5 separate regions of the Mus musculus genome follow, and all the other regions are linked to region 4. The links are chromatin loops, found by intact Hi-C in ENCODE. Cell type or tissue: left cerebral cortex. All regions are shown on one strand. Region 1 overlaps Mtus2 (microtubule associated tumor suppressor candidate 2). Region 2 overlaps Mtus2 (microtubule associated tumor suppressor candidate 2). Region 3 overlaps Mtus2 (microtubule associated tumor suppressor candidate 2). Region 4 holds the start of Mtus2 (microtubule associated tumor suppressor candidate 2). Region 5 holds the start of Pomp (proteasome maturation protein).

Region 1 (5,000 bases), 290 kb after region 4:
TGGTTGGTTGGTTGGTTTGGTTTTTCTGTATAGCCCTGTATGTCCTGGAACTCACTCTGTAGACCAGGCTGGCCTCGAACTCAGAAATCCGCCTGCCTCTTCTTCCCAAGTGCTGGGATTAAAGGCGTGCGCCACCACACCTGGCTTCCATTTTATTTTTAATACAATGCATTATATTGACTCAATATCTTAGTATTTGTTTTTCTTTTATAGTTAGCTCCAAATGTGGTGGTAGACTGTGAGTTTTGCTTGTTAGTTCTTATAGATTAGGCAGAAAAGGCGTGGGACTTGATGCCAGTGAAGTGTCTCTGTGGGTCTTCCATGTTTGTTATTACTGAATACCTGAGGCAATTCTGAGATGTATACCAGAGAAGAAAACGTTCATGTCACAAGCCAGGGAGCAAAAGGAGAAAGAAAAGGGTTTTTGAGGCCCCACGGTCTGCCTCAGGGGAACCACAATACCTCTAGGCCTTTGCCATCACAAAGGATCCTCCACCTCCCCACAGTGCCCCATAGTTCCCCAGTCTGCAGCAAAGCTCAACTGTTAGCTCCACCCCACTGTTACCTGGCAACAGCCAGGCAGGCCTGACTCACTATAAAAGGGGCTGCTTGCCCCCTCCTCCCTCTCTTGCTCCCCCTCTCTTCCCATTCCTTTCCCTCTCTCTCCATGTGCTCATGGCTATGGCCTGCCTCTACTTCCCTACTCTCTCTCCCTCTCTCTGCCTTTCTCTACCTCTACTTCCCTCTTAGCTCCCCTCCCTATGACCTGAATAAACTCTATTCTATACTATACCGCCATGTGGCTGGTTCCTCAGGGGGAAGGGATGCCTCAGCATGGGACACCTCCTTCCCCCACACCTCACCACAGTCCCATAGAACATATCCCCTACCTCTTTATCTTTCTATATACACATCACCAACCATAACTCATTTTCCTCTAAGCTAGTTCCAAAGAATATAATAATGTCATTGCATTTACTGTCTTTTATTATGGAAACAGACTCTTGTTTTTCTCTCTTTAAGATTTTTTCTCTCGTGCATTCTGTATCAACTGCAGTGAAAACGAACTCTAAATACAAAAGAGAGGAAGAAACAAAAACTTAAATCCCCATAGTTATATTTAAAATTTATTAGTATTCTACTCTACTAGTTTTGTGTATTTTTTAAAGATTTATTTATTTGTGTATGAGTGCTCTATCTGCATGTACGCTCCACTGCCAGAAGAGGGCATCAGATCCCATTACAGATGGTTGTGAGCCACCATGTGGGTGCAGGGAACTGAACTCAGGACCTCTAGAAGAGCAGTTAGTGCTCTTAACCACTGAGCTATCTCTCCAGCCCAGATTTGTATGTTGTTTTTAATATATTTCACCTGAAACAGCGGAGGCTCTTGGGCTACTGCCTCTGCCATGTGAAAGGGTCCATGGGCGACTTGGAAATTTTGAAAGTAGGCAGGGCTCACAGATAACAGCTGAGCCCCTGTTGACTGACTGACGGTCAATGCCTGAGAGTCTGGAGATATTGTTCCAACCCTCACCGAATTCTTCCAGCTGTTATAGCTATCATCCTTGTGTGACATTTGGGGAAACTGAGGGAAATGCAGGTCTCTAAGGACAACATAATGAGAACAAAGTGGAGCCAACAGTCTTTGCACCGTATATTAATGTCCCTTCCCCTACCAGCCCTCCCCGTGCTTCCCTGTACGTGAGACAGGGGGCAGAGAAAACATAATCACAAACAGTGAGGTAGTAATTAAAAGCTGGATAGTTACACCTGATGCTCGCCGGAAATGCCCTAAGGCCATTTTGTCCCGTTGCCCTTAAAACAGACCAAGTGAGATACAGTGTTCTGAGGAGTCGTTGGGAATGGGGCGGGGGTGTGCAGGGGTCGGAGAGCCACAAGATCTGGGATGAGTGTAGAGGGAAGCCGAGCAGACTTGTCTGCCTCCCAGGTAGAGGGATCCTCTCCCTTTTTCCAAGCTCTTGGTGAATCATTGCTAACTTCAGAATACAGTTCTCACCTTGGGCGCTGTTTGAAAGCACAACACCCCTCGGTGAGGACGGCTGGCTCCTCTTGGAGGAACCTCCCTTGTGTCTTCATTAAGGCCTCACAGCACCTGCTCCTCTCTCCAGTCTTCAGTCGAGCAAAGGGGAGAAGATGGAGGAATCTTTCCCCAAGCAAGTGTTTGCTAGCTCTCGCTGTTCCGGGCAGTGGGATTTTAAATTAGGGCTTCATCAGATGAGCCCACTCTGAAGGCAAGAGAGAAGGTGTATTCCACCAGCGGAAGGACATCCCGTTCCAGGGGCTCCTCCCTCCCTCTCCCCCGCCACAACCCCATGTGTGTTCCCCATGGAAGCAGAAGCAGCCAGATGCTTGTGGGTCCCTGGATCTGGCACCACAATGCTTTGCACCTTCCACCTTGTTAACAGCCATTATCTTCTCATTCTTTAATTTGCCCCAAGTAGCCAAACCCTGAAAGATTCGGAATGTGAGTACTTCTAGTTTGGTTGGCCTGTCTGACATCCATGCTGACAATGGCAGAGAGCATTGTGGGAGCTTTTAGTGAAGTGGTCCACGCGGGCAAACTGATGACTGCCTGGTGCAGCAATACAGGAGGCCTGTGTCCTACCTGTGTCATAGAAGTGGAAAGAGTTACTAAGTTTCCCTGGCTCCTTAAAAGCTGGCAGCAGAACTAAGCTGTCCATTCAGAACTAAGCCTGAGAGACGCAGCAACGGCACCACCTAGTGGGCACTGTCTGCAACTGAACGTCTGTGCTCTGAAAAGTCTCATCAGTGTTACCTTTTCGTCAGAGGAATTATAGAGAGCAAGAGAGTGTTTTCTCTATAGTCACTGACCGTGGGACACAGACCTGCTTATTCCACAAACTTAATTGTAACTAAGTTTCAAATAGGAAACACACAGATCTTTTCTTCTTTCTTCTTGATCCTGATAATCAAATCACTAAGACAGCAAGATATATGGGCATCACATGCCGTTCACCTAGGGGTCACTTTGTGAAAGCAGTTATATATTGCACAAACCTGCAATCAGATGACCCACACCTGTAAATCCAGTATCCGGAGAGAAAAAAGGCAAGAGATGGAAGACAGGCCAAAGAGGTTAATTCAGCTATATCAATAACCACTTTAAATGAGAATAGCTTGAACCCCAAAAGACACGGGTAGTCAGAAGTTATTTAATGAATCCAACTATATGGTAACTGCAAGAACCTCAATTTAAACATAAAAATCAGTAAATGGGTGAGAAAGATATACTATGCTAGCACTATTAAAGAAGAGGCAGAATAAATATATAATTTAATATATTTTTAAGTCTTCAAGAATTTCATACATTGTCATTTGATCATTTACCTAGGTACACAGGTTGACACTAAGCTGATGTCACAGCTTTTGTCCACTTTATACAAGCCTAGATAAACCTAGGAGGAGAGAGTCCCAATTGAGGGGTCTCCACCATCAGATTGGCCTGTGGGCAGGTATGGGGAACATTTTCTTAATTGCCAATTGATACGAGAGGCCCAGCCCACTGCGAGGGGTGCCATCCCTAGGCAGATGATCCTGGGATCTATAAAGAAGGTAGCTGAGTAAGCTTAGAGAAAGCAAACCATTGGACAGCATTTCCCCGTGGCCTCTGATTTAGTTCCTGCCTTGGCTTTCCTTGGTGACGGACTGTGATGTGGATGTGTAAGCCAAGTAAATCCTTTCCATTCATCCCGTGCTGGGTTTGGTGGGCGTTTATCACAACAACAGGAACCTAACTAGAGCAAATGCCTTAAAGCCAGGAAGACTGTCAGGACACAACTCAGCACTTCAATGAGAAATTGTCCATTCTCCAAGAACTCGGAGAAGGCGTGAAGCTGGCTGCTGGTATTGCAGGCTGGCTCTACTGAGCTCCAGGGACCTGTGTACATACATAATGTTCAGTTAGTGTAGACCCAGAGCCATGCTGCTCCAAACTAGGTACTCTGCTTTTAAACGTGTCTCCTGTGCACAGGGGAAGGGAACCAGAAGCCCCAGTGTGTACTGGGCTCACAGCTCTGCCCTTTGTAATGTGTATGAATATTATTTTGTGTAATCTTCATGATGAAGGTATTTCGATCCCTGGCTTATGGATAACTTGGCTACCTTTTCATCAAATCATGTCCTGTGTATTATTTTAGTCATTGTGCATTTATCAAATGCCTGCTAGGTCTCAGAGTGATAAAATTGAAATGACACAGCGTCTCTTTTAAGAAAGGCACAACCCCACGTAACACTCACGGAGCTCCTCATCCAACTCCCCCTGCAATGCTGGAAGGTAAGCAGGAAGCCAGGGATGCTGCTACGTGACAGGCAACCATGGGGGAGGAGGCTTTTACTTGACTGAAGCCAGTAAACAGGTGTCTTAGGGTGTTTTGTTTTGTTTTGTTTTGTTTTGTTTTGTTTTGTTTTGTTTTGTTTTGTTTTTTGAGACAGGGTTTCTCTGTGTAGCCCTGGCTGTCCTGGAACTCACTTTGTAGACCAGGCTGGCCTCGAACTCAGAAATCCACCTACCTCTGCCTCCCAAGTGCTGGGATTAAAGGCGTGCACCACCACTGCCCGGCTTGTCTTAGGGTTTTATTACTGTGAACAGACACCATGACCAAGTCAACAATTTTAAAGGACAACACTTAATTGGGGCTGGCTTACAGGTTCAGAGGGTCAGTCCATTATCATCACGGCAGGAGCATGGCATTGTGCAGGAAGACTTGGGGCTGAAGGACCAGAGAATTCTACATCTTAATCCTTCAGAAGGAGACTCTCTTCTGCAGGCCAATAGGAGGAGGCTCTTTGCTGCACTGGATGGAGCTTGAGCATAGGACCTCAAAGCCCACCCCCACGGTGACACTTGCAGACTATCAGACCCTGGGACTGAGGCAAGTGACTGTGATTTGGAGAGAATAGTGAACATCCTGATGATAGTCAGAACTAAAGTACCTATGACTTTGCAGAGTGCCAGA
Region 2 (5,000 bases), 180 kb after region 4:
TGTGTGGCACGGCCAACCTAGATGGGTGTTGAGATGGCTGAATAAGGCCCACCCAGATTATGAGAGTCAATGTATTTGATACTAAGCACTCACACAAAGCACCTCTACGGTAAGACCATGCTGGATCAGTGGCTCACTGGAGACTAGGTTAGCTGTTGACTGAGCAATAGCAGTCTATCCAACCGAGTCCCAGGCTATACAGCTCCAAAGTGGAGAGTGGGTGTCGTAGTTAGGGTTGCCTTGCTGTGATGAAACACCATGACCAAAGCAACTTGATGTGTGGAGGGGGAGGGTTTATTTCACTCACGGTTCCATATAACAGTTCACCATCAAAAGCAGTTCATTATCAAGGGCAGGATCTGGGGGCAGGAGCTGAAGCAGAGGCCATGGAGGGATACTGCTTACTGGCTTGCTCCTCATGGTTTGCTCAGCCTGCTTTCTTGCAGAATAAAGGCCCACCGGCCCAGGAGTGACACCACACATAGTGGGCTGGGCCCTCCACCATCAATCACTAAGAAAATGCCTTAGGGCTAGATCTTAGGGAGGCATTTTCTCAATCGAGTTTCCCTCCTTTTAGTTAATTCTAGCCGATTGACATAAAACCAGCCAGCCCAGTTGGTCAAATATAGATTCATCATCTCTAAATGAACATAATTTCAAGTCCAAAATCTTAAAGTCTTGAGTACCAACATGAGGCCACGTGGGAAAACTCCACACCTAACATCACATGACAGGCTACACTGTGCCGTTGCACTAAAACACTGTGAAAGAGGTGTAAAACATTTAAATTATGATTTGGGTCATGCCCCCAAAGTATCTCATCCTATGACCTAGTTTACTTTCTACTGCTGTGATAAACACCATGATCAAAACCCAGTTAGGAGAGGAAAGGATTCATTTCCTTTTATGGGTTGCAGTCCATTGCTAAAGGAACTTAAGACAAGGATCTGATGGCAGAAACCACGGAGGAATGCTGCTTACTGGCTTGCTCCTTCTGGCTTGCTGGGCTACCTTTCTTATTCTTATGTAGCCCAGGCACACCTGCCTAGGGATGGCTCCGCCCACAGTGGGCTGGGTCCTCCTACATCAATTAGCAACCAAGAAAATGCTACATTGATGTGTGATGGGCCGTGCCCACAGATTGATCAGATGGAGGCAATCCCTCAGTTGAGGTTTCCCATTCCCAGATGCGTCAAGTTGGCAATAGAACCTGACTCTACTCTACATGTGCAGACATTCCAAACTCTGACAGCCTCTCAAATGTGGCACTTCTGCCCCCAAGCGTTTTTTTAGACCAGGGCTGCTGGGCCTGTGATTGAGGTCATGATTTGTCCTTTTCAATTTGCTGCAGCCCGTTGGGGGTTTGAGCTCCGTGGTGTGCCTGTGTGTGACTCATTTGAATGAGAACAGTTTATAAACAGCTGCTGAGAACTGGGAGATGTTTTTCCCCTTAGTTCATGCTTCGCTGGGATTTTCTTTTTCTATAATAGGATTCTTTGAGAGTTCTGGCACAAGGTTTGTTTTGAAACCCAGCAGAAGCCAGATCTGCTCCTGGAGATGCTGGGGTAGATTAGTGATGTCTTTTTCTCTGAGCTCCAGATTGTTGCCTTGTGCTAGCAGGCAGCGTTTCTGACGCCCATTTGGAAGCTGCGTTGCTTTGATCACAGTTCTTACTGTTTCTCAGTTGGTCCAGCTGCCTAACGCAAGCCCACAGTCTGACCTCTGCTTTTCTTCCCACCATGCCTGTTTGCCGTGATCCAGAACCTTCTCCAGACATAGAGAACATCAAGAAAGATTCTATTTTTAGACCTGACTTTGTGAGTCTGAGAGGCTATCAGAACTGGCTGGCTCCCTTTCCCTATGATAGCATGTGTTTTGTCTAAGTTGGGCCATGCTGGAATTTTTAATTCAGATATTTATTTTATCGTTTGGACCTGAAGACATTTGTAGAAACTAAATACGGCATTTGGGTTGGGGCAGATTACAGAGTGGGGCCCTTCTCCTACTCAAAGGTTCTCTACTCATTCTTCATGGCTCTGATTCAAGTCCCAGGAGAGCCACTAGGCGCTCAGACTACAGAGCTGGAGTATCTCTCAATGATCTTGTTCAGCCTTCCTGCCCCAAAGAGAGAGGGGCTCAGTGCCAAGGAGGATTTAGAAGGCTGAGCTTCGTGGGGTCATCAGAAGTTGAGGGGCTTCCTCAGTGCTATATTCAACAAGGAACAGCTGAGCTGTAGCAAGGTGGGGACAGAGACACAGAGGGGCTCTGGGTGGCGGTGGCTGAATTTTGAACTTAACTCACTGAGTAGAATGCTTAACAAACAGTGTGATCTGCCCCGAGAATGTGCCATCACTAAGCGAATCGCACCATGCAAGGTGGCAGAGGACCGTAATGGACTCCTCTTTGAACTTCTCATCTGTCAAACGGATGATTGGTTTATTCAAAAGCCATTCAAACTAGGCAATAAGCCTTGTTCTCTGGTTCTGACCACAGTGCAGGCTGGCTCTGATGTTGTGGGGCAGTGTTGGCACAGACACCTGTGTGTGGTCATAAATCTCAGCTGTCACTGAGGGCTCATATTTCCCCGTGTTCTTTTTTCTGTGTGTAAAATGGGAGCAAAAATCCCATCCTGTCTGCCACATCCAGAGGTTTTGAGAATTATCTTCAGCAGGTGTTTGTTGAGTGAATATATTCTGTATGCCCTATAGCTTTTGCAATGCCGTCTATGCAAATCTGGAAAAACTTCATGTTAATTTGGCCTTCATCAGTGTGGTAAACACCGTGACCTAAAGCAACTTAGGAAGGAAAGGGTTCTTTTGTCTTTACGGCTTATAGTCCTTCATTGAGGGAAGCCGATGCCAGAACTCAAGCAGAAGAGGTGAGAACCATGGAGGAGTGCTGTTCACCTCACTGGCTTGCTCCCTGTGGCTTGCTTAGTTTGCTTTCTTGTAGAACCTGGGACCACCTGCCCAAGGATGGGACCACGCACAGCAATCATCAACCAAAAAAGCTTTCTACAGATTTGCTCAGAAGCCACACTGATGGAGGCAGTCCCTCAGCCAAGGTTCTCGCTTCCCGGGTGCTGCTAACTTGTATTGAGCTGACAAAGACTAACAGATAGGGATCTGACCCATGCTTTCCAAGAGCTCCAGCCTGGCGGGAAGGTCAACATCACGTCTGTTGTTTATAGGATGTTGCAGTTGGAGATACACTGACGGATCCAGAGTGAGTGACAGCTCTGGAAATGTGCCATGGGATACCAGAGAAGGCTCTATGAGAGAACAAACCAGAAAGGAGGAGTTAGAGGTTGCAGGTGGGATGGGAAGCCACGTGAAATCAAGGTGCTTAAAACTGAGCGGTTATTAAACATATTCCATGATTAAATGAGAAACAAAAGCGGGGGGAACCCTCATCCTTGATACCCTAGATTCCATATCAAAAAATGATGTTAGGGCTGGTGAGATGGCTCAGCGGTTAAGAGCACTGACTGCTCTTCCAGAGGTCCTGAGTTCAAATCCCAGCAACCATGTGATAGCTCACAACCATCTGTAATGAGAAACAAATGAGAAAAAAAAAAAAAAAACAAAAAAAAAACCCTATGGACCGGAGCGAACAGGGGCCAGAGCAAGCAGGAGAGAGGGAAGGGTGAAAATGACATTAGTCTGGAAGAAGATTGCAAATGATAAAGCAAAAAAATTGCTTTTAAAAAAAGGCTGCCCTAAACATGGAGCCTAGCAGAACATTTCCTCGGATTTTTCTAAATGTGGCGTGCACAGTTTCACAGAGTGATGGACGCTGTGCACTTTCCATGGCTTATAAATATTTAGTGCTGAGATTACTCATAAGCCAGGGATTGCGGTGGAGCTATTTTCCCCTGGCAGTCTGTTTCTTTTTCTTTCTTTTTCTTTTTCTTCTCTCTCCATCTTGAGAGGACTGACTGTCATTTACCTGTGTTATGTGGGAGGACCATTATCCCGCATTTCTGTCACTGAGCCAGGGCTTAGGTTTCACGGGAATAATTCTCTAGTTTTCTTTTACAACTAGAGTTATGAAACAGTCAACTGGGGCTCCACATGGCAGGTTCCCCTGGGGAGACCTGGGAGAGCCATTTTCCCCCTTGGAGTCATCTCCCAGTAAATCTACCGTGTCTTCTGCGAGGCGTTACTGGTTATTGTATTAGCTGGTGGAATGAGGTCAGAATGAGAGGATGTGGGCTGATGATGGGAATATCTGGCACCTAGAATCTAGCCGGGGGAGGCCCCAGCTTTGCTGTGAAGTGCTGTTCTATGCTGACTTGGTGTAACAGAACAGTGCCTCTCAGAAGGAGCCGGGTGTGCTGGTCTTTGGGAAAAGAGCAGAGCTCTGTGGCTCCCTAAGGTCAGAGTGGAGAAAGCTTGTTTGATTTTTACTCTTATGCTGTCTAAAACCCAGTCATCTGCTATTCACTGCTGTGGGGACATGATGCCAAGAGCGTGAACTGTGATCTTTGCTTGGTCTGAATGGAAGAGCCAGGTTAGGATTGGGTTGTCCTGTAACGCTGAGGACTGAATGGACTGAGTCCAGGAGTGGCGAGGATTTGGCCATTTTCTTGGTGCCCTTATTGGAGGATGGGGAGGAACTCAGAGGTTTCCAAATGTCTTTGAATGCCTGTGAATGACAGACAGCTGACACCCTTCTGGGAGGAGGGAACTGCAGTTTTCTTTTCCAATAGCAGATTGCTGTCAAGATCCTCTGAAGGCGATCTTGTTTGAATCAGATCAAATGGCCTTCGCTCCATTTCTCCCACTTGCCCTTGACTGGAGTCAGGCCTGGCTTTATTCATCTGACCCTCTGTGTGAGGGTCGTCTGGCCACCCACCATGCCTCCCAGTTTCTCCTCTTGGCCCCTTGTTTACTCCCTGTTCATTTTCCAGGCTCACTGAGTGAGTGCTGGTCCCCAGATCTACAGTTACCACCGCACCCCCTCCCCCTCCCCTCCTCTTCTTCCTCCAGCCTCCCACC
Region 3 (5,000 bases), 130 kb after region 4:
AGTCTAAAATGAAAATGTTATTTTTCTCTCCCAAGATAATACTGAGACAAATGAGCATTTTTGAATCTTCTGCTTGGCATAAGAAAGCTAGGGTGCATTTGGAAGCTGTGGGGGAGCTCTGCATGGGTTTCTTCTGATGACAGCAGGACCTTCCTCAGCCTCCTCAGATCCGAGCCCAGCTGGATACTAGGGAAGACGAGGGTGCCCACAGAATCTGTCAGGGAGCTGCTCCCAGCACTGGGTCTGTGCGGAGCAGTGTGTGTGTGTGTGTGTGTGTGTGTGTGTGTGTGTGTGTGTGTGTGTGTGTTGTGGCACAGCATTTAAAGCAGGGAACTGGATGGGGACAGCTTATCCTGACTGGTACCCATGGAAAGGCTTCCTGGAGGAACTGGGGCATGGCCTGAATGACCTCATAGGATGGACTCAGTGCAGTATGAAGGCCCAAGTAAGAAGGGAGTTGGAGTTTTTCAAGAATCAGGCCATTTTTGTAGGTGGGAGGGGAGTGTTGGGGGAAGGGAACTGGGTGTCACCCAAAACAAAACCAGATAGGTAAGCTGGAGCCGGATAGTAAGGAAATTTCAGGGCCAGGCTGAGTTTAAGGAATTTTTGTTGTTGCTTTGTCTGTTGGTGAGGAATTAGAAACCTTGAGGGATTAGAGACTTGCCAGGATCCTCTGTTGTGAACACAGGCCATGGTACAGGAGGTCTGAGGAAGCTGCTCTCTCCTGACAGCATAATATGAGAGCTCTCATATAAGAATATGAATATGTTATTTATACTTTTCATATTTTCCAGATTCTATAACAACACACTTCATTTTTCACATTATGTTTTATGCCTATGAGTGTTTCACCTGCATGTATGTCCGTGCCTCAGCGGCCAGCAGAGGGCATCAGATCTTCCTGGAACTGGAGTTGCAGATGGTTGTGAGGTCACTGTTTGGGTGCTGGGAACTGAACCTTGGTCCTTTGCAAGAGCAGCCAGCACTCTTAGCTGATGCAGCATCTTTCTGTTCACCTAGCCTGGACACCTTGCCTTTGTGAACACTGTAGCTTTGAGTTGAGAGTCTGCACTGCACAAGTTAGTGTGAGGGCGGGGAGTGTTTCTCAGGGTCTGTCTTAGTTTGTGTTTCTAATGCTCTGAAGAGGCACCATGATCACAGCAACTCCTGGGTTACTTCATTGACACTATCTACATGCCACTTGGCAATGGTGTCTCCACTAATAGCTATGGGGCTCTTAGCCACTGATGGCTGCTGAGAGGGGAGGTGCCCTTTTATTTGGGGTCTATGACTACTGGAGGGTTGCCCCAGTGGGTAGCCCACACCCATGCTTATATACACAGCACCAATTGGACTCAATGCATTCTTAATAATACTTTTTATAAAGGAAAAGCGTGTTGGTGAGTCTTGGCAGAGAGTTGAAGGGAGGTAGCAGGGGATGGATGTCATCAAAATATATTGTATACGTGCTTGACGTTTTTTCAAAGAATGAGTTAGAAATACCATTTTCAAAGACACAGGAGGAAGCTCTGTATCTGTTGAGTTGATGGCTTATGGCTACCCTGCAGCAGTTCTTGGTGTTTCTCCATGGTCACCAAGAACTGACAAGCTTTTGGGAACTTTTGAACTAGGGCGGACCGGTCAAGGGCTGGGAGTTAAATATGTTAGCTTTCCAGTTCAGCCGAAGTCACTTGACTCTGCAAGTGTGAAGTACAGACAGACAAAACCAGACTGTCTGCCAAGACCAGCGGCTGCCCCCTGGGCTGTAATTGGCTGAATGGCCACTGTTTCTTGAGAACCTTTGAGGTGGCCAGCCCTGTTCTTGTTTCTCTGAAACCTATTTATAGGCTGGGTGCTAGTCTGTGTTCTGGTACACAAATGATACAGTTCTGGACATTGTGGGATACAAAGAGTAAAATTAGTAATTGCCATAGATGTGGTAGGTATTTGATAGTGACCTGTTGAGAATGGACTGCAGGCTTGCCCGTGTGAGCAGGTAGGGCGGGTCGGGAGGGAAGGGAGGGAAGCTGTAGACAGGGTGAGTTGTGCTGCATTTTGAAGGATACGTAGGGGGTTTATCAGGTTGGGAAGGTGTAAAGATGGAAAGAGAGGGGCCATCGGTAGGAGTGGAACGATCCAGATCCTTTATGGGACTCCAGCTCTACAGGGATCCTGGTGAACGCATTGGTGGTGATGGCGGACAGTTCACTCACACATGGGAATTTGAAGTTCCTCTGGACATGAGACAGAAATGTCTAAAACGAGTAATTGTGGCTACAGAGAAACCTTAGGCGAGGATTCAGTGTGGGGCGACTGCCCTGTGGATGTGTACTGAGGCAGTGAGAAAGGATGAACGGACTCAGGGGAAAAAGAGACAAGGAAAATCGAGGAGGTGGGCAAGAAAGGAGGGTGATCCATTTCAGAGGCACCGGAAGCAGGAAGTCAGCAGGAGACAGAGCCCTGGGGGAGGGGCCAAGGAGACACCATGAGAGGGCAGCGTGGGGGTCTTCAGCAGAGCATCTGAAGGAGGAAGTGACCAACATGGAAGTGACCGTAGCAGTTTCATAGGAGGCGGGACTAGAAGGAGGAAGTGACCAATGGGGTCTCATAGGAGGCAGGCTAAGCAAAAAAATGCCAAGAGACTGTTGAGACTGGAAATTAGGCAGCAGTTGGTGACCTAGTTTTGAGGGAACACTTTTAGTCAAACGCAGGGGTGGAAGTCACATATTAGCAGGGTGATGCATGAATGAAAAGTGAGGGAATACGAACAGAAGAGAATGATTTTTAAATACTAGCAAATGCAGAAAAGAACCAGGAGTGCTAGCTGGAGGCGGGGGTGGACTAGGCTGCATTTCAGAGCGTGGGAGGAGATGCTTACTGCAAATGATCTGGAATAGGAAAGAGAGGGAGGCACTGGGAGAGAACTTGGCGCTAATCATCCCCAGGGGACTGGTGAATGATGGGAACATGGCCACGTGCAGAAGGATGCATCTTGAGATATGAGGCAAAGGCAATGACTCTTCTAATGCAAACGAGAGGGGAATAGAGTAAAAAAAGGAATGAGAGGAGCGGGCAGGGTGCTGGTTCCTGGGTTAAGAGAGCAATTTATTGACACCGAAATTCTGCTTCACTGTGGTATCTGCAATGTGGGTTGAATCAGATGGGAAACACCTGTGTGATGGTAGAAGGGAGCATGGCCTAATTGCAGTTTCTTTGGCATCTTTTTATTTCTCTTTTACAGGAGATTGACCCCGGGGCCTTATACACACAGGGCAAGGACTCCCCTTAGCTTTTCCTTTGGTATCTTTAAATATTTTATTATTCATTTATTCTTATGTGTATGTGCCAGCATGAGTGTGTGTGTGTGTGTGTGTGTGTGTGTGTGTGTGTGTGTGTGTGAGAGAGAGAGAGAGAGAGAGAGAGAGAGAGAGAGAGAGAGAGAGAGAGAGAGAGAATGCCATAGGTCTGAGGTATGGTGTGAGGGATGAGGACATGACACAAGTGGAAGAGAGTGTGGTCCAGACCCAAGGGATGGTTCACATGAAGGCTTTTGTGGCTTCAATGTCAACCACTGGGGCAGGAAGAGAACAAGACTGGAGAAAACTGGGGAGATCCAAACTGTGGTAAGGACTCAGCCTTTCCCCTCAAAAGCAAGATTGTGTCCCCAAATGGTTTGACATAAGGACAGACAAGATCATACTTGTTTTTTTTAGAAGGTGAGATTGGATGGAAGTTGGGAGAACAAGAGTAGATGGTTTGGCGAGAAGGGGTAAGACAAGGGGTCCTCTTCGGGACGCTGTTTTAGGATGCTAGCAAGGAGAGCCCAGCCAAGATGAGGGCAGAGGTAGGAATGGAGAACAGGAGAGGCTTTGCAGGTAATTTTACTAAAGCCCAGCCTTTGCTAAGGTTTCTCAGAGACTCAGAACCAATGAGAAAGAAAAGACTTATTAGGAAGTAGTGGCTCTTTCTACCGCACTATGGCTGACAGTCCTCCCGAGTCTAGCTCAGAGCCAGGTTCCAGTCTGTGTCCTCTGACTTGCAGATGTTCCTGCCACCGCATCCAGTCTCAGCGTCTCACTGTTGCCTACGAGCCCTCTTCCGTCTCTCGATCCTTCTTCAGGGCCTCAGTCACCCTGAAACCTAGGAGGTTATGGAGACTGAGCATCACGGTGATGATGGCTGTCTGCAGGGTGGAGATTCAGGGAAGCTGATGGTCCAAGCACAGGGAAAGACCCATCCCTGGCTCAAGCAGTCCAACAGGGGGAATCAAGTCTCCTGGTCCTTCCCAGAGCTCAACAGGTTGACTGATGTCCACTCTCACTGGGAAAAGCCTCTGTGCTCCCCACCCTGCCAGCTCAATTGCTAATTTCTTCCAGAAACATGCAGAGGAATAATTTCTAACCTGGTACAGGAGTGCCCCCTACTATATGTATATGTTAAATCTATATGTATAATTAGCCTCCTGACCCTGTGGGCCAAGGTCGCTTCAGAATAGACTGCGGAGGGGAAGAATATGAAGAAAAGCCAAGCATCAGGAATGACAGCCCCAGTTCACCTGTGTTGCAGAATCTACACAATTAGTTAACCCATCTATAATTGTTATTGCCTTATAAAAGAGGACGGATGTTCTGGAAACTCTAATACACCTCTTTCTGGTGGTGAGTTACTATGGAGCCTCGGGATGTTTGTGAGTACGTGTGAGCCCTCAGCACAGTGCCTTTTCTTGGGGCTTTCGTAGAGTCCAAGGGGACGGATGTGCCATAATTTGGGAGCTTGACAAGACCCTGAAGTCCAGGTGTTGAAGATTCGTCTCCATGGTGTCAATACTAAGACCTTTGAAAGGTGGGGATCAGGGGGGAGTCTTAGGTTCCTGGGTGTGTGCCCTTGTAGATGGTTGTGGGTCTTACTCTTTCCTTTTGATGTTGGGACTGGAGGTAAGTGTTTTGTTCTCTGTAGTTCTCAGTTTGCATCCCTACCAGAGGCCTCAAAACAATGGTTTG
Region 4 (5,000 bases):
ATCATGGTGGGCTGCGTGGCAGCATGTAGGCAGACACGGTGCTGGTGAAGCAGCTGAGAGTTCTACATCCTGATCCATAGGCAACAGATAGCACATCAAAGCCCACCTCAGTAACACATCCCCTTTGACAGGGCCATACCTCCTAACCCTTTCAAACACTCTACCAACAGGGAGCCAAGCATTTAAATATGAACCGATGGGGGTGTCTTGGGGTTTCATTGTTGCGAAGAGACACCATGACCATGGCAACTCTTATAAAGGAAATCATTTCATTGGGGCTGGTGTACAGTTTCAGAGATTTAATCCTTTATCATCATGGTGGGAAACATGGTGGCATGTACGCAGACATGGTGCTAGAGAAGGAGCTGAGAGTTCTATTTCTTGATCCACAGGCAGCAGGAGACTGTGTTCTACACTGGGCATAGCTTGGGCATAAGAGACCTCAAAATCTCCACAGTGACACACTTCTTCCAACAGGGCCACACCTAGGAATAAATGCCAGTCACTATGGGTCAAGCATTCAAACAGGAGTCTATGGGGGGCCATTCCCACCCAGACCTCCCACAGGGATCCATTCTTACTGAAACCACCACATTACATTGTCTTATTGTTTGAATTTCATGTCACCTGCTTCCGAGGATCACCTTCCAAAATAAACCACCATACCAAGTCCCAGGAAGCTCTGCTTGGAGAGTTGTGAGTGACCTGCTTTGAGACATCTGCTTATTCTAGTCTCTTCTCCCCTACCAAAGAACATTTGATTCTGTTTTACAATTCCCCATTACAGCACTAAAACAGATTAAAATGTAAATTAAATTAAAACATACAAGTATTAAGATGGTGATTACTTTTGGTCTACATACTGGGCACACTAGGTGACTTGTAGCTTGGGAATTCTGAGAAGATAGCCAGGCAGGAGCAGACTTCCGGTAAACCAATCAATCACCAATCAATCAATCAATCAATCAGACAACAAAACCAACTTGACTTTCTATTTCTGCCTGTCCAATCAAAATGAAACATCATAGAAGGGCTATGACTGTTATATTTGGATTATTTATTTATTTAATGTGAGTACATTGTCGCTGTCTTCAGACATACCAGAAGAGGGCCTCAGATCCCATTACAAGTGGTTGTGAACCATCATGTGGTTGCTGGGAATTGAACTCAGGACCTCTGGAGGAATAGTCAGTGCTCTATAACCTCTGAGCCATCTTTCCAGGCCTGTATCTGGATTTTATGTGCCCTGATCTTTCTGACTTACCATTTGTAACCATTAATCTTCATTGTCAACTTGACAATTTAGAATCACCTAGGAGACTGGTGACTTTGGAAGTGTCTGTGAGGACATCTCCAGAGAGGGTTCTCTGAGAGGGAGGACTTCCCTTGAGTGTATGAGTAGCACGGTGCTATGGGGCCAGGGACCCTGACACAATCAAAGAAGTAAGGTAGAGAAAGCCAGCAAGATGCTGGCATCCTCTTTGTTTTCCTGGCAGAGCCCAAGGAGTCACAGTTGTATGCCTTAGCTGTTTCTACTCCCATGATCTCAGTGCCTTGCCTTGTGCTGCCGTGGAGACAGGCAGGTACACAATGGCCTAGAGGTATTGGTCTTTTCGGTGGTCCTTGCTAGGAAGGCATTCTGTTGGCTCAGCAGTGAGATTGGCAGGGTACCAGCGGGGCGAGGAGGAAGGGCTCACTCACTGTGTGCCTGAGAAGAAATGTGTTGAAGAAGCTGGTGCCTGTCATCTGGAGTGTGAGGCTCAAGGAAGAAGCTAACCAGAGCTTCTGTAGAGAGTTTAATGAACACTGTCAGCCGATGTGGTGGAAGATGGTCAGGTCTGCCTGTGGGATGGGGGTGGGGGTGGGATGAGTCCCTGGAGGAGTGGGAGTGGCCCGAGGAAGGAGCTGTAGCGCCAGGACCTCATTCCTTGCACCTGGGAGGCATGGGCTTCACAGAGCACCCAAATAGGAAAGTGAATGGCACAAAGGAGGCTTTACTATCTTTCTAGGTTTAAGTCAGGCTGGGGTTTGTGAGTTAGGGGAAGGGAGGGGCGAAGGCTTAAATGAAATGAGCTTAAAGTTTGATTTAGATTGGACTGGACTTTGTAATAACAGCCAGTCAGACCGCTTGTTAACACCCGAAGGTGACAGGAAAAGCGATAAAACGTGCCCTAGATTCCTCCAGAAGAAATGGGAGGCCACATAGAATAATGTAAAAAGACAGCCGTGTGAAAAGTGCTCTTTCATGATTTCCCTTCACAATATAGACCAGTTAGTACAAAAATTCAGCTGGTATAAAATGTTGCTCGGCACAGCAATGCTGGGGTGGGGGAGGGAGCCCATTTTCCCCACACTCCCGACCCCCAAGAGAAAGCGAGCAAGCACATCAGTAAGCCAGCATCTCATTGTCTTCTCTGTCAGTCTGTCCCAAATCTTGTGAGCCAGAGGCTGGAGAAGCCCCCCGGCTGTCTTCAGGCTTCCCAGGTGCGCTGCTTTCAGGCGACCTGGAAGGGCTACTGAGAAGTCCTGCGTTCATGTTTACTTCTGAGGAACGTTGTGAACTACGAAGCAGACAAGCTTGCGTTGAGACAAGAGTCTTTCAAGTGGGTAGCCGGCTATGCATTACCCCTAGATTTGGAGGCAGAGGCAAGAGGATATCTGTGAGTCTCAAGTGAGATCCTGCCTCAAACACCCCAACTCCCCCACCCCCACCCCCGCCAAACCCGCACACAATCACACACAAAACCCTTACAGAGACTTCTTTAGTCTCCTGTCCATCAGCCCCGCTACATCCCTTGCGAGTTCACCCGCTGGACCCCAATTCTTCCTGCTGCACGCAATTAAAAGAGGCTCTCTCTTCCGATTGGACCACAGCACATCCCACTCGTGGGAGTCAGGAGTCTAGGTCAGCGACCTCAGGCTGCTTCTCCTTTCTCTGGGGTCTGAGGCTGGATGCTCCGGACCACTGTGGTCCCGTGAGCTGCCGGGTCGTGTCGGGCCAGCAGAGGGCGCTCGGCTCCCCCCACGGGGCTCCGGACGAGAGGAGGCGCCGGGGCTCGCGAGCATCTCCGGGCGGCCGGGAGGGGGTGCGCGCCTCGGGCCGCTGCAGCCCGGCTTCTGTCACCGCGGACGGCACCTCACTGGAGGGTGGGCGGGAGCGGCGTCTTTGTCCGGCGAGGCGTCCTCAGCCCGGGCCATCCCTGTGATCAGAGCCCGGCGGCTTGGGCGGTGCCCAGTGGTGAAGTGCGCGGGCGGAGGGCTGGCTGCGGCCACGGCCCCAGGTACCCCGGTGCCCTAAGCTCGCCACCTGCGCCACCTCAGCCCGCGCTCTGTCAAGTTGCAGAAGACCCGGGTGGGTCAGGAGTCTGGACGCGTGGGCGCGTTGCAAACTCCAGCTGCGAAGGAGCTGCGTGCGGAGGTAGCCCGGCCCGGGATGCTCCCGGAGGCTGCTCTGGTCTCTCTGCACATCCTTCTTGGCTCCTCCAGACCCAGGTGAGCGACTGCTGTCCGCGCGTCCCGATCCGGCTGGAGACAGGTGCAGAGCGGGGCGGAGGCGGTGCCTTTTGCTGGCTTCTCTGGCATCAGAGAGCCCGCTCCCCGCTGCCCACATCTTCTGCTCCGCCGGAGAGAGGCTGCAACCCACTCGCACCTTCCGGGGATGTCAGGTTGAGCACGGTGTTTCAGAGGCGACAGCGGGTTAGCCTAAGCGAGCTCCCACCCCTCTCCACCCCCAGCTCGGGATAATTCGGTCCGTGTCTTCGTCTTAATTTAGCACCGATGTGTTATTTCCTTGGAGCCCTAGAATGGTAAGGCTTGCTCCATCCATTTTTCAACCCCCTTCATTCTGAGTCTGTGCAGGGAAAGGCTTGCAAGTGATGTTACTACCGTTCTATTTTAAATACAAACACCCAGAGAAGTACGCTTGGCGGCGTGCCAGAGGCGCCTGCACTCTTTTGTTATGTAAGTGCTTCACAGGAATATTTGCTGGTTGGTAAAGTTAGGAGCGGTTACCAGAGAACGTAAGAGCGCAGGAAGTCAGAGCCATAATTTCTGTCTTAGCTCAAAACTTTCCTTCAGGATAAGCATGAGATGGTTTTGGTATCATTTAAAGGCGACAGGAGGTCCTTTCAAAAGAAAAATTCATACCGTAGACTCTCAAGCGTTAAGACACAAAACAGGCTTTTTTTTTTTTTTTAAGTCTGTTATGAAAACCAGTGGGACGTCTCTGACAATAAATAGGTGGGAAGTGACTTAAAGAAATAGATCCCTGTCACATAGCCGTTTTGGCTTTTAAGTTGTTAGGTAGTTGTATTTTGCTGTCACGTGGACATAGCTAATCGTGTGTTGACAGTTATTAAAGATCTCTGCTCACACGTACCGTAATTTTTCAGGTACAAAGATGAGAGTGGAAAACATCAGATACGCATCTTGTTCTTACTGGTTTCTGGTGATGGCATTTGTTATGTGTGTGGCTCATGTGGAGTCAGGGTTGTGACTGTTGGTGGGCATCGTTTCGTGCTTCGTTTAGTCTCCAGCAGCATAAGGTGGGGCTCGGTGGGTTCGAGGTACCCCAGCCAGGCGTGTGACATATAGGGAGAGAAACTTGTGTTTGACTGGAGAGAAGCTAAAGATTTTAGCCCGGGTCTTTTTCATCTAAGTGATTTTCCTGCTTGTTTTCCTTGCAAAGAAAAGCTGTGTGTACCGGGGGTCCTTAGTACCACAGAGGGTACCCATGGGAGTCTTAGTTGGGGTATAGTGCATTGTGCAGAGGAAACCCTGAAAGTTCAGTAGTTTTGGGGAGAGGGAGTGCCTTCTTTTTGTTTGCATGATTTTTTTTTTAAAAAATTGTTTCACCAAGGATTATTTTTCTCACTGAATGGATGTTTTCATATACTATATAGGAGTGCAATCAGTCAATCAGGTGCACAAAAGCCTTTTTGGTAATTTTAAGGACAGAGGGAAAGCTGGCATCTTTTATAAGTCCACATTTCCACAGCTTG
Region 5 (5,000 bases), 96 kb before region 4:
TTATTAGACCTGCCCATGCAAACAATGAACTGGGTGTGTGTGTGTGTGTGTGTGTGTGTGTGTGCATATTGAGCCCAAATCAGAAAATGCTGGGAACTGAACATAGATCTTTTTTCATTTTTCTAGCCCTTATAACTGCAGCTTAAGAAAAAAAAATCTCAGGGCATCATGGCCCATGCCTGTAATGGTAGATTCAGGAGACAGAGACAGGAGGATTATGAGTACACACTCACGTTCAGACACAGAGTGAGCTGGTGGGCAGTGTGAGCTACTGGAATCCTACTTCAAAAACATAATCATTTAATGTTTGTTGACTGCACATGCTGAGTGATACAGAGTCAGTCCTGAACACTTGCTGAACATTTCTTTTAGTACTGGGCAATGAAATTATAAAAAAAGGAATTTCCTTACGTGTGAGATGCTGGAATTTTCCTGGAGGAACAGATATGTAAATAGATATCTTAAATGCACTTAACAAAGAAAGGGCTCATGGGATCAGGCCAAAGACATGTTGGTATGGTGATGGTCTTTGGTTTTATGTATCTGTGTACATGAGTACAGTTCAAGGCCAGAAGAGGGCATTGGATCGTCTTAAGCTGAGTTACAGATGGCTTTGAGCCTCCTGATGAGAGTGATGTGAAAGGAACCCGGGTTCTCTGAGAGGAGACAGTCTGGGCATATCAGTGAAGTCATTTACATCATTTTAAAAATGATGTACCCTGAATGTGGGAGGCGCCATCCCATAGGCTGGGGTCCTAGGCTGAGTAACAAGACAAAAACAAGAGGACGACATTCATTTCTCTCTGCTTCTGACTGCAGAACCCAAGTGACCAGCCGCCTCATCCTCCGGCCAGCACAGCTAAGACCTGTTTTGTCTTCTTCTCCTTCGTGCTATGCCATACTCTCATAATGTGAGCAACAGGGCTGGAGAGATGGCTCCGCGGTTAAGAGCATCTGTTGCGTCCCTTTCCCAGCACCCAGAGGGTGGTTCCCAACCATCTACCTATAACTCCAGTCCTATAAGACCCTAAGACTCTTTCGTGTTGGCAAACACCGCTAATGTTGCAAAAGAGTGTGAGGGCACCAGGCACACACCTGATGCACACGCAGACAGTCAAACAAAACGTTTTAGAGGAATCCTTTAAAAATTAATTTTAAAAAGCTTAATGAAAAGCCGGGCGTGGTGGTGCACGCCTTTAATCCCAGCACTTGGGAGGCAGAGGCAGGCGGATTTCTGAGTTCGAGGCCAGCCTAGTCTACAGAGTGAGTTCCAGGACAGCCAGGGCTACACAGAGAAACCCTGTCTCGAATAACAAAAAAAAAAAAAAAAGCTTAATGAAAAGACTTAGGGAGATGACTCATGTACAACATGTAGAACCACGTTATTTGTAATTCTAAGAGCCTGACATACGTTAGCTCTGATGACCCTGACTTAAAATTGTCACCACCACCACCCCCATGTCACCGAAAAGGACTTAGTCCCAGGGAACCTCCCAAGTCTTTGCTGTCTTCCAGTCTGGCCACACTGACCATATCGCCGCCTTCTGCCTCCCGCTTTTAAGTTGCTTATTATGAACGAACCGGTGGCCAGACCTGACTTGGGACTCAGGTTGTGATTGCCCCCCAAGTTCGGAAATATCCACACCCCACAACCCTGGAGCCCGCCTCTGCCTGAGGCTCGGTGCCTAAGCTAGCTTGGTCCTTTCCTTAGGTTCTACACATACCCAGCCTCGGACCTTCGATTTATAAAACCGTAAAGGCCTGTTGTCCCACTTTTGACTCAGCAGAAGGACTTTATGTAAATCACCACCGTGCGTCCTTGGATGGCCCGTGGGAAGTCTGTGCATTTGCACACGCCCATCTAACACCGTCCCGCGAGGCCAGGGCCAGTGCACACCCGAGCTGCGCCCTTGGCCCTCGCTCACCGGGGGACAGCGAGCGTGGGAGCCCCGGCCCAACGCTACTCCCTGCTCCTCCCACGCCCCCTTTCCTTCCTGGCCGGAAGGACGCACTTCCGGCGGATGGGGCGGAGGGGTGGGCGTCTCGGCCCCGGAAACGGAAGTGAGCGGTTTGGCCGGCGGACTCGAGCAGGTTTATAGATCTCACAGAGCTGTTTCAAAGATGGTGAGTGAGCGCGGAGGGCCGCCGTCGCGGCGGGTACTCGTGGTGCGGGCACGATCGCGACTGCCCGGTCCCGGCGGGTGTCTGACGTGGGCGGGACCCGGGCTGCACTCTCTCGGGTGGTCCTGGCTCCGATCGGACGGCGCGGGTCAGTTCCCCGGGCCTCCCAGGCCACAGCGCCCCTTCCCAGCAGTGGAGGCGGATGCACTCCATGCACTGGGCACCTCCGAAAGCCAAGCCTTGTGTGCGTGTTGGGACACGCCACGTGCCTTCTCCCTTAGGGTGACTGCACCCCTACACCCGCCAAGGCGCACGACCGCCCGTTGCATTCGTACAGCTCAGCCTCGGTTTACAAACATCTCTCTGTGTGCCATGTGTCGCTCCCGTTTTGTTCGTATAGTTAGTGCTTGAACTCCCTCGCATCCCCCTCTGGCCTCTCCTCCCCTTCTGGCCTCTCCTCCTGCCCCACTTTCTGTTTCTCTTTGAGCATAGTCCTGAGTCACTATGGCACTCCTCCGCACGCCATCTGCCCACGTCCAGAAAGCTTGGATTGGCAGAGACCGCTAACCAGTGTAAAGGAATGTGAGAAACGCTGAAATATGAATGGTTTTTAGGTCTTCATAGACTTAACTTGTATCTGACACTGAACTAGAACCTTAAGGAGTCCTCATATTTTACAAAAGGACACCGGGACGATAGTAACAGCAATACTAGAGTTCAGAATTTCCCCTTTGTGTGTAGCGAAACTTCTCCTTTGGTGCTTTTCAGTACATCTGTCCCCAGGAGAACACTGTACTGTAGTGGTGTCAGTCAGCATTGGGACAGCTATAATCATAGACAGGGCCAGTCCTGGAAGTCTGTGCTTGACTGGCAGTCACGGAGTAGGTGACTGTCCAGGATAGATTACCTGTTGTCTTCCTGATCCCCGTGGTTTCCTGTGTGAAGAGTGGGGACACCAACAGTACCAGGCCCTTGAATTATAGAGTTGGAGCCCCGAACTCTATTTCTCAGATGTTAATGAGGTCTAGAAGGAGATTGTTAGCGATTTTGTTGGTGAGGTGGTGTGTTTTGGGGAAACCTTGTGCAGAATTGGGGAGACTGGTGAGGCTCAAGCAAGACCCAGTTGGGGCTGCTGACATTCCCCCCCATGCGAGCTGCCAGGTCAAATACACAGGTGAAGTAAGTCTATCAACTAGCTGCTTTCTCAGAATTGTTTGGTCTAGACTAGTAACAGAGACCAGGTCACCTGTATCTAAGCAGTTTGTGCTGTCAGATGTCGGGTGACAGTGACAGTTCCAAAGGAGCTGTTTTTAGCCTTTTGCACTGTTTCAACTAGCTGCATTTATTTTTAATCATAGAAGACAGCTCCTCCCCCTTTCTGTCAGATCCTATGACCTCATGTCTAGGTGTCATGCCGTAATTCCACCTCTGGTATTATATTTGACCTGCCTGTTCCCTGGGGTTCTGTCCTCAGCCTTTTCATTGGGTTAAAACACTACAGCCAATGGGAAGGTTCTTTCCAGTGAAGCAGATCTGGCTGATCATACCAAGATTAGGGTAAAGCTCAAGTTTTTTGGTACATACGACTGTCCACCTTTGAATTTTACCCCTTCAATCATGTCAGTCATCTCAAACTGGCCGTAGTTTGTCTTCATTCCTTTTCTTTTTCTTCATACGATGCTCTCCCTGCTGCCACATTTAGAAGTCAGAGCAGGAGTCTTTCTACCTTCGGATGCGGTGCTCAATGTACCCCGTGCGCTGGCTACCGCAGCACTTAAGGCTCTCTCTGTAGATCCTGGGTTCCTTAAGGGCACGGTTCTTAGCGCCTCTGTCCTCTAACCAGCGCATTGACTTTGTGTTGTAGAACGCCAGAGGTCTTGGGTCGGAGCTGAAGGACAGTATTCCAGTCGCGGAGCTCTCAGCCAGCGGGCCTTTCGAGAGTCACGATCTTCTCCGGAAAGGGTATGTCGGGGAGCTGGGGCTGTGTCTCGCTCGTTCTCACGAAGCGCTTCTTGTGGATTCTCTCCAAGGTGCTCTCCCTGGAAGGCTGTAAATGTGTATTTGATTCTTGCATGTTCCTTGTAGCTGGAGAACTCTTGTAGCAGAATAACAGCATGCGGGCTTGCAGGAAGGGGGTCCTCCTAGTGTCTGGGACTATTGGTAGGATTCTCTGGGCTCGTTTGATGAGGGAGCTAGCCCTGGAGTTTGAACCTAGGGTGTCGTATAATGGGAAGCAAGCGCTCTACCTCTGAGATCTATAGCCCTAGCCCTTAGTTTAGTAGGATTCTTACTGCTCGTAACTCAGCCGTTGACCTCTCGATGCTACTGACTGCAGGAGACACGAAAATATAGCATTTATATAGCAGTGGTTAACAAAGGACTGGGCAAGTATGACTTGAGTTTGGATCCCCAACACCCATTTAAGGGCAGGTCACCCTAGCCAGTTGATGGTCACTGTGCCAGTGAGAGCCTGCCTCAGAGCATAAGGCGGAGAGCAGCAGGGGAAGCACCACTGAATGTCAGTTCTGGCCTACATGAAACACACACACACACACACACACACACATGCACGCACGCACACACACATGAAACGCACACACACTCTGGCCTACATGAAACACACACACACACACTCTGGCCTACATGAAACACACACACACACACACTCTGGCCTACATGAAACACACACACACACACTCTGGCCTACATGAAACACTCACACACACACTCGAGCACACACACACACGTGCACACACGCACACACACACACACACACACACACACACACAGGAGAATCTCCGAATGTCAGACCTGGCATACATGAAACACACACACACACACACACCTCCTTAAGAAAGGATGGTGGCTGGGTGGCGGTG

What was found. Peaks named below come from ENCODE experiments on the same cell type or tissue, not always from the same donor. Only the 100,000 strongest peaks of a DNase experiment are listed, where the experiment ranks them.
Region 1: a loop joins it to region 4, with 8 times the contacts of the local background. A loop is called at or near these places in 27 of 42 quality-filtered maps.
Region 2: it touches region 4 in a loop (10-fold over the local background); 8 of 42 quality-filtered maps call a loop at or near these places.
Region 3: it touches region 4 in a loop (8-fold over the local background); 4 of 42 quality-filtered maps call a loop at or near these places.
Region 5: a loop joins it to region 4, with 9 times the contacts of the local background. A loop is called at or near these places in 8 of 42 quality-filtered maps.

What each region holds. Positions count from the first base shown.
Region 1 is chr5:148,239,432-148,244,431 of GRCm38, forward strand. The region is part of intron 7 of Mtus2 (microtubule associated tumor suppressor candidate 2); the gene reads left to right. Among named protein-coding and RNA genes, the nearest start is that of Gm46928, 92 kb to the left of the region's middle. In left cerebral cortex, CTCF peaks have their summits at 1,210 (motif pointing right) and 2,747 (motif pointing left); DNase peaks (open chromatin) are centred at 2,738 and 3,862.
Region 2 is chr5:148,129,834-148,134,833 of GRCm38, forward strand. The region is part of intron 4 of Mtus2 (microtubule associated tumor suppressor candidate 2); the gene reads left to right. Among named protein-coding and RNA genes, the nearest start is that of Gm46928, 18 kb to the right of the region's middle. In left cerebral cortex, a CTCF peak has its summit at 1,275; DNase peaks (open chromatin) are centred at 1,487, 2,095, 2,227 and 3,999; H3K27ac peaks cover 3,648 bases.
Region 3 is chr5:148,087,825-148,092,824 of GRCm38, forward strand. All of the region lies in intron 3 of Mtus2 (microtubule associated tumor suppressor candidate 2), which reads left to right. Among named protein-coding and RNA genes, the nearest start is that of Gm46928, 60 kb to the right of the region's middle. In left cerebral cortex, a CTCF peak has its summit at 894 (motif pointing right); DNase peaks (open chromatin) are centred at 189, 2,397 and 2,844; H3K27ac peaks cover 1,666 bases.
Region 4 is chr5:147,954,230-147,959,229 of GRCm38, forward strand. It overlaps Mtus2 (microtubule associated tumor suppressor candidate 2), which reads left to right and starts at 3,091. Exons shown (of 15, transcript NM_001359503.1): 1 at 3,091-3,492. In left cerebral cortex, a CTCF peak has its summit at 3,030 (motif pointing right); DNase peaks (open chromatin) are centred at 1,714, 1,966, 2,441, 2,532 and 3 more places; H3K4me3 peaks cover 3,053 bases; H3K27ac peaks cover 3,076 bases.
Region 5 is chr5:147,858,568-147,863,567 of GRCm38, forward strand. It overlaps Pomp (proteasome maturation protein), which reads left to right and starts at 2,061. Exons shown (of 6, transcript NM_025624.3): 1 at 2,061-2,124; 2 at 3,986-4,083. The coding sequence starts at 2,122. In left cerebral cortex, a CTCF peak has its summit at 2,617; DNase peaks (open chromatin) are centred at 1,582, 2,033 and 2,636; H3K4me3 peaks cover 2,245 bases; H3K27ac peaks cover 1,937 bases.